2 separate regions of the Homo sapiens genome follow, and region 2 is linked to region 1. Evidence: chromatin contacts called from ENCODE Hi-C or POLR2A ChIA-PET data. All regions are on one chromosome and are shown on one strand. Each heading gives the region's core, a stretch centred on a gene start or an enhancer-like site at or near the end of the contact. The rest is flanking DNA. Distances are from core to core; before and after follow the strand shown.

The links. A loop is a pair of places that touch in the nucleus more often than their neighbours do. ChIA-PET counts read pairs that join two places held with the same protein, here RNA polymerase II (POLR2A). Pooled maps may share reads with other maps.
Region 2: a map of B cell shows a loop between it and region 1 (12-fold over the local background). The contact joins the promoter of RNF7 here to the promoter of NMNAT3 in region 1. A Hi-C loop is called at or near these places in 1 of 168 maps with a recorded cell type or tissue (B cell) and 5 of 50 pooled maps. POLR2A ChIA-PET finds 5 or more read pairs at or near these places in 1 of 52 experiments (activated T-cell).

The regions. Positions count from the first base shown.
Region 1 is chr3:139,674,913-139,681,656 of GRCh38, forward strand. NMNAT3 (nicotinamide nucleotide adenylyltransferase 3) reads right to left here and starts at 3,060. Exons shown (of 7, transcript NM_001401600.1): 1 at 2,793-3,060. RefSeq lists a silencer at 3,114-3,163.
Region 2 is chr3:141,733,512-141,739,917 of GRCh38, forward strand. It overlaps RNF7 (ring finger protein 7), which reads left to right and starts at 4,787. Exons shown (of 3, transcript NM_014245.5): 1 at 4,787-5,005. The coding sequence starts at 4,831. RefSeq lists enhancers at 4,330-4,379, 4,420-4,469, 4,580-5,259, 4,820-5,059, 5,260-5,938 and silencers at 4,560-4,819, 5,080-5,259.

The DNA of each region.
Region 1 (6,744 bases), core at 1,810-4,309:
CTAACAGCCCTATGAATTAGCTACAGTGATTCTCATTTTACAGATGCAAAAACAGGTTTAGAGCACTTTGGTGATACATGGGAAAGTCACACGAGCAATTTTATCTGACTACAAGACTATGGTGTTCACCACTAAGCTGCGACATACATGAAAATATTTGGCCCTCAGCAAATGCTTAAATACATTAGTCATCTTTCCTTACCTTCGTATTCCTTTTAAACATACACACACACACACACACACACACACACGTGCACATATACCATGAAAAATCTGCCTCTTGGGTTTATGTTCATTTATTTGTTCATTACTGATTCATGCCTTTTTGGCCTGGTACTCTGCTGGGTGAGAAGTTTGCAAAATTAGACTCCATAGCTCCCAGGTCAAAGAGCCAGAACGGTCTCAGGCAGTTACCATGCTCAAAGGGATGGCAAGGGTCTGCAAGGTGCAGTGGCAGCCCCCTGCAGGGAACCCCCACTCAGCCATCAGTTAGAGACACATCATCAAAAAGACCATTTTAGACCCTTTTCAACCCTAGTTTTCTCCAACTTTTGCTACGCTTTCTTTGGCCTGAGTCTACAAAGACACTGGGGCTTTCTGGGGCTTTCTGACAGTGCAGCTGCCCAGGAGGCCCTTTATCATGCAGAACACCCCTCTCTGCTGCCAGGCTCTTGCTTTATGGCAAAACCACTGCAACAGATAATCTAACCCCCTGACTAATCACCCTGCACAATTCCTCATACTGCCTCCACTCCTATCCCTCTCCCGCCTCTGCCCTGTCTTGTTTCATCAATTTTTGTCCAGACTAAGGAACGATATCAATAGTTATAGTAGTAGTATCCTCCCACATGTCAGGTACTGCTCTATGTATTTTAGGTCCTCATTAAATCCCCATAATAACCTTCTGAGGTAGACACTACAACTATGTATATTTTAGTTCATTCAGGAGAAGGAGAGGGTGGGAGTTAATATTTCTTCAGGGCCAACGATATGCTAAGCACCTGTTAAGCCTGAGCAATCCTCACGACTCACAAGGTGAGTGAGCTGCCCAGGGTCAGTCACAGAGCTGAGAAGTGCCAGGTCTGTGACCACCAAGCCTGGAGCTTCCCTTCTCATGGGCTGGCATCCTGCAGTGGTCTGAGAGGGGAAAAGAGAGGCTGCACAATGGCTGCTCTCTCTCCTCTTCCCTCCAACACCCTCTGTTAACATCATACCTGTTCTTTTTTACCACTCCCCACAAATGGTGCCAGACTCCTGCCTCATCTGGGTTCCCCTACTCTCTGGGCCTCTCAGTTGGTTTTCATGGAGCACTTTCTTTGTCTACAACAATGTTGTGAACAGAGCCAAATAAGAAATTGGGATCATTTGAGCCAATAAAATACAGTGAGCAGCTGACAGATGTTTCCTGAAACCTAAAATGCTCTCCCAAATCCATGGGGTCTCAAGGTCTGACACGTCCTTAGCAAGGTCCCAGCATAGTTGCTGCTTCTGGGAAGTCTTCTGTCCAGTTTTAAGAGGTGACACCAAAAGCTGAGAACCACCAATGAAATTCAAGAAGTAACTGATGCTCAGTGGAGCTGTGTGAACCATACCTTCAGGGGCTCCTGGGTGGCTTTCTGAGAAAAACAGAGAAGCTTTCCCCTGCAAGGCCAGTGGGTAAGAACCCTTTCTCTGGGTTGTGCCAGGGTGGAACTGTCACTTTATTTCACCTGGCCCACCGGACATGGGCTCCAGGAGGGCAGGGCCCCTGTCTGATTTCTCTCTGAATCCTCAGAGCCAGGGTAAAGTGGGCGCCAGTTAAATGTTTCAAGAATGAACAACTAAACCAGTCATCATTTTAGAGAACAGGCTGTTTGAGAGATTCTACTCAGAACCACTTATTTGATAGAGGAAGAAACAGGACTCAAGGAGAGGGGAAGTGACTTTGCTGAGAGGCAGGCACACTGTGTTTAGTCCAGAACAACATCAAGCCTTGGATGTTTAGTGCAGAGTAACATCCAGCACCCATCACGCAGTGCTAAGTCATTTACATTCACCATTTCCATTCTCAATGGGTAGAACAATCCCATTTTACAGAGGAGAACGTTAAGGTTAAGGAACTTGCTTTCCCCCCAGCTCTCTGCAGGCCAGCCCCACCAACCCTCCTTTCCTCAAGCCACATTCTCTCCCAACAAAATGAGTTTGCTCTGTTGTTCCCCGCCCGGGAATTCTCTAAAGTTTTAGTTCCAGCAGCCTTTGTAGCTGGGGGCCCTGATAAAATCTCTCCAGCACCCTAGAATTTCAATCTTCATAGCTCTGACCACAGTTTTAACGTTCACACTTGTTTGCATAGATATCCATTTGCTGTCGGTCTCCCCCCACTGGACTGTGAGCTGCACGGGGGAGGGCACCACATTTTTTGGCCTGCTACTGTAACCCCAGCACTTAGCCCAGCAGCGGACACTGAGTGGAACACGTTAAGTATTTGTTAGACACTGTGCTTATATTTTTAACCTTTGAGTGCACGAGTGCTAAAGGTGGGATCCGAACCCACGTCTCCGGGACTCTGGTCATAGCCAAAGGGGAGCTGGGGGTTAGGTTGACACGCTGCAGCGAGAACCGCCGGCGCGCAGAGGCAGCGCGGAGCTGTCCCCCCGGTTCGCGCCACCCCGGATGGCTCCGCACTCCGCCGCCACCTGTCGCCCCAGCGGGGACTCCCAGGACTCAGTTAGGGGCCAGGAGTCACGTGGGCCCGGGCATTCAGCCGCGATCCAGGTCCTAGTGGGCTGACGAGGGGCCCACGCTGCGCTTACCTGCTATTTGCAGGGCTCAGCAACGGCGCTCGGCGAGTCTCGGGGGACTGCGGGGGACTAGGGGACCTGCTGGGCCTAGCAGGGGCTGTCGGTCAGCGCGCGGCCCGGCGCCCGAGGTCCGAGAGGGAAACGACGTTTGGTCTCGGGACTCAAGGCTGCCTCCGGCCCGGGCAGCCTCAGGTCTAGATCCCCTAGTACCTGAGCTGGAGGCGGGGCCAAGGCGAACTTGACCTTGCGCTCCCTTAGCGGCCCCGGGCAGATGGAGTCTGAGGGAAACAGATCTGCGCCCCGCCCCTTCGCTGGGGCGGGCCCTAAGGAGACCCGGCCCTGGCCCCGCCCAGGGTCCTAAGCCCCGCCCTCTCCCCTGCCCCCGCCCCCGCCCGCTGGCTCCCAACCGCCAAGGCTCTTTTGTGTTGCGTGCGTGTTTGCTTTTTTATTCTCCTGTTTTGTATTCTGTTTGTTTTGTATTTTTATTTAATTTTCTTTTAAAAAAATACATGAAAGTAACGCCCACTTACTTATTAGAAAATAAAATTATCTAGATTTGCTTATAATGAAAGCAACAGGCCACTTCTCCCTCCCATCACAGCTCTTTTTAACAATTCCTCCGTTAATTTCTTCTAGTGGTCACCCGCTTGTCGCAAAAAAAAAATAAATAAATAAAATAAAAAAATAAAAAAAGAAACTTACATAGCGATTTCTTGATTTATCCATTGACTTTCTGCCATGTTATATGAGGATCTACTCTCTTACTGCGCGGCCCCTGTTTCCTTCTGACAAATTTACACCTCTATTCTCAAGCCCTGCCCTGGTAAACGCCAGACCTCAAAGCAGGGAAGGATTTCTGGGGCCTGAAGCATACACAGTTGTGTGGGGAGAAGGAAGGGAGGGCTGCTTAAGAAAGAGAAGACAGAATTAGGGCTTGCCAGTGAACATTTATTTGGAATGAGAAAATAAATCTTAACAGAATCCTGGGGTCTTAGAGATTGGGGTCCCTATCCCCTAAAACCTTCTTAGGAAATTTAGGTCCCAAATTTGCTTCCCTAACGCAGTCTGGCTTCCTCTGCCCACCCAGAACTCTCCATAAGCCCCCAGGGCTCATGGGAGCCTTGCAGAGAGAGGCCTTGAAGGACAAGATTCACTAGATTCTGCCAATACAGTTTCCTAATGGAGTGAATTGGAGTGTGCGAAAAAGAGAGACATCAAGGATGATGTCAAGGTTTTTTGATTGCTGTACACTTAATTTCCAGCGTTTCCTAGACACAGGAACACAACCTCATCTTAGTATGGAGAGTGTTTTATAAGCCTGTCCACATCACCAGAGCCTCACGGTGCACCCATGAAGTTGGCTGGACGGGTGCACTGTCCACAGTTTTAGGAGGCCCATAAATTTGTCCCTTGTGTATTAGCACCGGGGGCATGCAACTTGCACCCAATAAGTACCCAGGTAAATGGTACTTCCCCACTCAGTCTGAAGACACAGTGTCCGTGCCCTCTCGGATCCCTTTTCTCTTACCTGTGGTGTAAAATGTGGCTCCAGAAGGTGATCTTGGACAAGTCTCTTTACTTCCCAAGCCTCACTTTCCTTTCGTATAATGGGAGGTAACAACCCCTACCGCACTGAGTTTTGGGGAGGATTAAGTGGCTTAACATCTTTGGATATTCTTTAATTGATAAGTCAGCTTATTTCCCAGCAGGGTGGGAGGCTCATGAGAAAGCTTAGGGATTTCTGAGAATCTTGTGTAGCATGTAGTACCACAGGTTGATTAGAGGCCTTCGATTAAAATCGTGGGCTGAAGAGTCATTCTGGGTCAGGGCCCTAGGCCAGGGAGGGAGAAGCTGCACACAGAGAGCAGAGAAGAGGCTGGGCAATGACTTCCTCATGCAAGGGAAGCTTTCTCTGCCTGAGGTAGTGAAGACTAAAGCTTGGTCTAGGAGGAAGCCTGGTTTCCTAGGCAAGAAAAAAGGAATGAATTAATGGCATTCACAGCAACTGGATGAGATTGGAGAGTGTTATTCTAAGTGAAGTAACTCGGGAATGGAAAACCAAACATGGTATATTCTCATAAGTGGGAGCTATGCTATGAGGATGCAAAGACATAAGAATGACACAGTGGACTTTGGGGACTCAGAGGGGAAGAATGGGAAGGGAGTGAGAGATAAAAGACTACAAATTGGGTTCAGTGTATACTGCTCGGGTGATGGGTATACCAAAATCTTACAAATCTCCTCTAAGGAACTTACTCATGTAACCAAATACCACCAGTTCCCTAATAACCTATGGAAATAAAAATATTTTTTTAAAAAAGTAGCGTCCCCTTGTGCTGGAAGGTAAGAACCTCATATAATAGCCAAGCTTTACCTAACCTAAGCGGTGAAGACGCAATGGCTGAGAAATCCATTTTGGAGAGGCAACTACCTCCTAATTTTTTAGAAGGAGGAATACCTAAATGCAAGTCTTGTATTTGCTTAAGCTCACAAAAAGACTACTGGATTATGGGTATAATGGGAATAATATTTTCAGATCTCTCCTTTATTGGTAAGTTTCATTTCTCCTGGATCCTATCTGCCATTATGGCTCAAGGAAGGTGGCCACCTAATGCCACCTCAGGAAGGAGGAAGATTTTACATAGAGGATGTCTCAGCTTGAGTGCCTCAGAACCAGATCCTGAGGTAAGAATTAATGCAAGTAGTTATTTGAGAGGTACATGGAACACCAGCAGAGTAATGAAGAAGCAATACAGGGAAGAAAAGGGGAGCTCAATAAAAGATTAAGCCAGCTACTATAATAGATGTTTAGGGCTTAATCCTAGGGGAAAACCCTAGAAAACTGTGTGAAGAGCATGCCTTGGAATCATCCCACCCAAGGCTGCAGGAGACAGGTCTCTACAGGGAAAAAAGCTGGAACTGACCACTTAGCTCATATTTTTGAACATTTAAAACATTATTTCTAGGCATAAAAATGTCATTACTAAAATGAGATCTGGCTACAGTATAACACTATTCTGCAGTTTCCTTCTATCACTTAACAGTGTGCTGATGAAGTTTCAGGAGGAACTCTTTGGGCAGTAAGCAATGTGCAGATGGCTGAGAGTCACAGTCCTGGGATGGACCTGAGGCCATTCTGGAAAGCTTGCTTGTGGATGGATTGTGATGAGGCCGTAGACTGGGGCAGCCTCTGTATTTGGATGAACCTATTCTAACCTTGACTTCTGACCTGTCGCTGAGGAAAAGCAAGCTTTGAGTGGGTAAAAGTAAAATGTAAAAGGGAGACTGGTGGACTTTTCAAATGACCAAAGAGGGCAAACTTTTCAGTCACTGCAACTACTTCAGCAGATGGGCATTTTCTTTTCTTTTCTTTGAGATGAAATTTCACTTTTGTAGCCCAGGCTGGAGGGCAGTGGCGTGCAACCTCCGCCTCCCAGGTTCAAGTGATTTTCCTGCCTCAGCTTCCCAAGTAGCTGGGATTACAAGCGCTCGCCACCACGCCCAGCTAATGTTTGTATTTTTAGAAGAGACAAGGTTTCACCATGTTGGCCAGGCTGGTCCTGACCTCAGGTGATCCACCCGCCTTGGCCTCCTAAAGTGCTGGGATTACAGGCATGAGCCACCGTGCCCGGCCAGGTGTTTTCTTACAAACAGTGAACAGATAGTGCTCATGCCAGATCTTTCTTATACAAGCATCAAAGCAGGTCCTCACTAGAAAACCTTCACTTTGTCAATTTGGCTTCATGGCTATACTTACTATTGAGCTAAAATTATCCTTTTAAAACGTGAATCAGTTTATAACACTCCTCTGCTCAAAAGTTTCCAGTGGCTTCCACCACAATTAGGGTAAAATCTCAAGTCCTCCCCCTGGTGTGCAAGGCCCTCAAGGATCTGCCCTGACAAGTGCTCCAGCTGTCAGCCATTCTCATCTCTGGTTTCCTTGACTCTGTTGCTGTTCCTTGGA
Region 2 (6,406 bases), core at 3,537-6,036, 2.1 Mb after region 1:
AGCGCCCTTTGCTTGCTGTGTGACCTGGTGCCAAAAGTGTAGAAGAAGCACAGTAAATGCTGTGATTTCCTGGGAGGACATGAATATGTGGTGGCAAAGAGTGGCCAGTGAGAACAGAAAGATGAGTACATTTTTTCTAAGCACAGAGGGCAATCCAGCTGAAGAAGGTAGGGGAAGTTCTATCCAATTTCAGAGATGTTAACATGTGAGGAAAAGACCATCCATGGTACACTTGGATGACTGTGCAGACCAGTCTCACGAGGATCCTGCAGAGGGGTGCCGGGGATGGCCTTGACAGGTAGGTTGGGGCCATATTGTGGTGGGACTTAAATGAACAATCAGGACATTTAGATTTTGTTCTGATGATAATGTGGAGCTTTGGAACATTTTGAGCAGGAGAGTGTCAGGAGGTAGGAAAATTAACCAGGCATGTTAGATTGAATGGCAGTTAGACTGGGGAGGAAAGGCAGGGAAGAAGTCAATACACTGTAATCCAGAAGCAGGGTGATGAGGTTAAGCTCCACAATAGGAAATGGAAAGTTTGGTTGATTCTAGAAATTTCTAAAGAAAGAATGAACAGATAATTACGTATGAAGGGCGAGGAAGGGAAAGAGTCAACAGTGACCGTGGTTTCAGACCAGGACAGTTATACCTACGAGAGAATTACATCTCAGGCAGAGAAAGGGAATTGTTGAAAGAAAGCTAAATTTTGCAAGAAAGGAAATGAACTCCCTTTCACCTGTCAAGTTTGAAGCAACAATGAGCCATTCAAGCCGATGTCACCAATATCTAATAGAAAAAACTCAGCAAATTTCAAAAAAGAGACAAAAGCATACACACAGTGCTATACTCATCCGCACCTGCAGCTCAAGAAGATTCAATGTGGAGCAATTTTAGACAAATGGATTAAAATCAATCCCCAAAACTCTACTTTCTCAGGAAAGTCACCAGGTTTCTAAAGAAGGCATCATGAGATTTAGGCATGGGTTTTTCTATTTCATTTTTCATCTATTCTGAAATATTCTACATCACTTCTTTTTTTACATCCGAAATTGATTTACGTCACACAATTGATGATTGATGTCTACAATTAATGAAATATAATGTTGGGAGGATTTAAGGAATTCTCCAACAAAGGCTGATTGCCTTGGTCACATGTACGCTTTCAGTATGGGGTGTGTGTGTGTGTGTGTGTGTGTTGGGGGAGTGGGGTGGCAGGACTAATGATTTCCGGCCATAGCACCTTCACCTAAGACCAAGAGAGGCAAATGAACTGGAGGGTTCCATGTGACCAAAGAAGACCAGAAAATGCTCAGGGACCTATGGACATAAACACAATTATTTCCAAGAAAAAAGATGAGCCATAACTCTTGTCTGACAAGTGTGATGGAGAGCAGACTTGCTTAGAAGGACATTCCCAGGAGGAGGCAGCTTATACATTTCGGGCTAGCTTTGATCTCTAGCCTCTAGGAACAATTTTCTTGCTTTGTCATTATGGTTCCAAACATTGGTCCTTTTGGGGAAACTACTCCAGCTCAACAAGCAAATGTCATCAGGTTTGTTTTTGTTTTTATTTCTTTCCCTAGTACAGGAAAGAAGTCCAGAATATGCCACTATAGCATAAGGATTATTTTGAGCTAAAGGCATTTGAGAATCAGTGGATGCAGGAAGAGTTGTTTTATTTTATTTTAATTTTTTCCCTGAACTTACTTGCCTCTCAAAAGAATTCAACTGTCTTAAATTCCTTCCCAGCAATTTCAAAACCAGGGAAGATTGACCCTATCTTTAGAAACAGGAAGTTGGTACTGGGATAATAAATCACCTAATAGACTTTGTCACAAAACTATCATATCTCCCATCTATTCTCCCAAAGGCCTGTTTATCTTTTCTGAAAGTTTTTTCCCAGAAGTGCCCTTTCTCCTTCTCCCTTTCCTTTATTTAGACAGTATATAAGCCCCAAATTCTAATTGCTCCTTGAGTCATAATTTTCTGTGAACTCTGACTGCTTCAGTGAATAAAAATCTATCTTTTCTCCTGCTAAGCTGTGTTTTGTTGGTTTAATTTGCAATCCCCCGAATACTGAACCTAAGAGGGTAGAGTGAAAGTTTTACCTCCCTGGCAACAGGAAAACTTATTTTGTTAAAGATGAATGGCATAGAAGGGGGAAATGATGGTTGGAGTGAGGACCAAAGAAATAACAAAAATGTCCACTTGTACTGAGACAAGTTTTTCCTAAATATTTATTAGTTAGTCCTCAAATATTTTGCTTAAGAGAAGTCCTCAAAATGAAAGAAACTACGTCTTCAATGTACTGAGCAGAAGGAAAGGAGACTGTGCAGCTGAGGAAGCCAGGCCTGAAAAATAAGTGTGGGTTGTGTCACCACACACCAAGGACTGGTGAGAGGAACAATGCACAGTGGTGGAGTGGGAACTGAGCAGGCCATGAGAAGGACAGATATTTGTTTTGCTGCATTCAAGGCCACCTATAGTTCCTGCCCTTTGGGTGCTCATGATGGCAGACAAGCCCTCATGAAGGTGAACCAAAGGAAGGTAATCACAGGGGACCCGTTGGCCCCACCACGCCTGAACAGCTGCTGCAGCCTGAACTTTCTGCCTCACTCCTGCTTTCCTTTCTCCCCATGCATGCTTGCTTGTTGCACTGAACTCTGGCGCATCACTCATTCCTGTTCTTTTTGTCAGGAGAAAAAGTTCTCCTGACATGCAGTGTGTCAAAACTGTACTCATCTCCTCCACCTGCCTTCCCACTTCCCGCCCCTATGCTCCCTCCTGGCTTCTATTTTAAATTTCATTGCAGCAGACACCTCTCTCCAGATTTCATGCCTCAGCAAGGGCACATACCATTCCTCCAGCGAAACCATTCTTTTCCTTTTCACCATTTCATCCTTTTGACTTTCAAACTTCTCACCAACTGGGTGCGTTTTATCCTCCTCTGGTGCCAGCCTTCCTTCTTTGTTAGATACCTAGCATTTACAGCCATCTCTAGGCAGATGTGTGGTCGTTCAGTAAGAAGAGAACACATGTTTTGTGTGCTCACTCCAATGGGTGTCTGGCTTATAAAGTAGGTGTGGTCCAATTCCTGTCTGCTGCCACCATTGTGCCCTGCTCTGGCCAACAGCTCAGAGAGGTTTGCTCTCTCCACTGGCCCTGAAGACCTCCCATGTTCCCCCAGTTCAAACTTCACCTCTCTCATGAGGCTTTCCCTCACTGCATCCTCTACCTCTCTCATGAGGCTTTCCCTCACTGCATCCTCTACTCTCTCATGAGGCTTTCCCTCACTGCATCCTCTACCTCTCTCATGAGGCTTTCCCTCACTGCATCCTGTACCCTCACAGCCCTTAACACACCACTCAACAAATACGCATTTGCATCTAACCAAATGTGACCCTGTGTCCATATTTATGTTTCTGTATATTAATGCATTCTTGTTTCCCCTGCCAGGCTCCATTAGTCTGGTTAGCTTTTGCCCAGGTATCAGGAAATGAGGGGATGGGGAGAGGCTCAGAATCCAAACTTGACAGAGTAGCTGTCCACCACTAGGTGATGGTGGGGTCAGGCATCTCCTTAGGCTGGCTGTGCTTCTGTTTTCTTTTCAATGGAGATACCGGCTTTCTTGGAAACACATGTGATGGTGGGCTAGCCGTAGAAGCACTACTATAATAACGATGTGATCTTTGTCATTTCACTTCTTCAGACCTCATTAGTCCTACATATAAAAAGAGGAAGTTAAACTAGCTCAAATGTACTGAGCAGAAGGAATGGAGACTGTGCAGCTGAGGGAGCGGGGCCTGAAAAATAAGTGTGGGTTGTGTCGCCACACACCGGGACTCCTGGGATCCCGACCTCTTTTAGCGGTCAAAAGAGGGCAAACTAGTTGCCTAACAATATTTAGAGCTATTTCTCTCTTTTCACTCTCATTCTACGAGTGTACACCGGAGTTTCTAGCAACTACATGGTATGTGAAGTCATCCCTCTAATGATAACCTGTAATGAGGTTACTACTGTGATTTTTAATGAATACATTTTAAAATGTTTTAATTTCTTCAAAAGCAAACATTAATCTCTACATATGTGTGTATACATATACAGGAAATGTATGTATATATGAATATACATATATTCATTGTATATGTGTATATATATTCATACATAATATGTGTGTGTGTATATATATATATATTTACACATTTCCTACATAAATAAAAGTTCTTTAAGGTCCTAATAATTTTTAAGTGAAAAGGAGTCCTGGGACCAAAAAGTTTTGAGAATCACTGAACCAGATTTCTAGATCTTTAAGATCATTTATTCACTCAACAAATAATTGTGCCTCCTGTGGCCAGGCATTTTGCAGATACGGAGGATAATGTGGTGATAGCAACATGTTTCCTGCTCTGATAGAGTTTTACATTTGGGAGGGAAGAGACAAACGAATAAATTAACAAGATAATTTCTGAGAGCAGTAGGTTTAATGAAGCCGTAAAGCAGGACACATATCCCTGCACAATCTGTGCGCCTGCTCAGACGTAACACCCCGCAGCGCAGCAGGCAGATTCAGCGGCGTCGCCCCATAAGGGCCCGAGCCCTCTCAGTTGGCCTAGGACGGCGAGGGCGGGGCCTGCCCGCCCCCCTGGCGCTGGCGTCAGGTGACGTCACTGTGCCGCGCCAGCCAATCGTGGGCAGCCGGGGTCTAGGCACCACGGTGGCTGGCGGCCTGCGGGCGGCGCTGTGGCCCGTCGGGCGGCTCCACAGAGCCGCCCTAGCCTTCCGCCTTCCCCAAGCCAACGTCTCCGCCGTCGGCTCCGCGGCGCCGCCATGGCCGACGTGGAAGACGGAGAGGAAACCTGCGCCCTGGCCTCTCACTCCGGGAGCTCAGGCTCCAAGTCGGGAGGCGACAAGATGTTCTCCCTCAAGAAGTGGAACGCGGTGGCCATGTGGAGCTGGGACGTGGAGTGCGATACGTGCGCCATCTGCAGGGTCCAGGTGATGGGTAAGCGCTGCACGCGAGTCCAGGGCCGCCCTGCGGCCTCCGGGAGCCGACCTCGGGGTTGGGAAGGGACGGGCGTCCGTCAGAAGCCTCGGAAAGTGCCCTGCCTGGGAGAGTGGGTGGAGGTCGCCCTGCCCCGGCGCCGGAGGAACGCGGAGCCACGCTCCTGCTGCGGCTCCTGAGGGCTGCGGCCGCCGCCTGGGGCTGCGGGGTTGTGCAACAGGCGCCCTGCGCCGGGTGGTTGGTGTTCTAGGGAGAGAGACGGGCAATAAACGGAGTTAAACAAGGTAATTTCAGGTAGTGATGGGTGTGACCAAGAAAGTAAAACCGGGTGATTGTTGGGAACTAGCAGGAAACACTTCGGTTTGTGTGTCCAGCCCCAGCCCCACCTCTAAAAGCTCAACACAAGGTGGTCAGGGTAAAGGCCGTGATTCAGCAGTGAACTTTAATAGTCTTGGTCACCACCAAAGTGATGCTCCAGAGTCATCTTCCACAAAACGACACCCTTAGTTCTCCTCGAGGGACGCAGGAAAGTGTTCATAGCCATTGCATTTCCGGATTAGCTTACCGCCGCTCTTCGAATGGCTTTTAAATCTGGATTGATTTAAGACGGGTCAGATAGCACTAGCGTGGCTTGAAGGGAACAGTGTGGTTCAAGAATATCTAAGTTTCATGGAAGCTGAAGAATTGTAAGCCCTTTTTTCAGAAACGTAAAACTTCACCTCCATCACACCCCCCTCTCCATATTGGATGCCATTTCCTGGAGAAGATACTGTGCTGCTCTGAGTCATGCCTTTGTGGAGAACCCTCTTACAAATATGTCTTCTTTCTGTGATATTTTGAGTTAAAATATTAGACCAAGTGAAACTTTTCAGAACAGCTTAATCTTGTTATATTTTATATGGTTCTAAGAACTCAGACCACTTTGAAAAGCAGGTGCTATTTAAATGCAAGTTGTATTTTCAGATAGGGCATTTAAAATTACTATGAGACCCTCTTCAGTGGAATTCTTTATTGAGGGTAGTTAAAGAAAACGGACATTTCTATCGTTTGAAAACTGTGACTTGTCTTGAAAAATGAGAGAATTGGAGAACATACAGAGAATTGCTCACCTTAAGGGGGGTGAGACTGTAAACATACCAGAATCAAGAGATTTCGCAGTTTATGCTCTTTTGTCTTTTATTCCTAAGGGCTTGTTTCAAAGAGGATTTACAACAATTGGATTCAGATATTTTTATCTTTCTCTTTTGAAAGACCTTGATATTAGACATGACCCACTTATTTTACATGGATCACTTGAGCCCAGGAGTTTGAGACCAGCCTAGGCAACATCGCAGGACCCTGTCTGTACAATTAAAAATTAAAATAAAAAGCTGACCAGGCATGGTGGCCTCCAGCTACTCT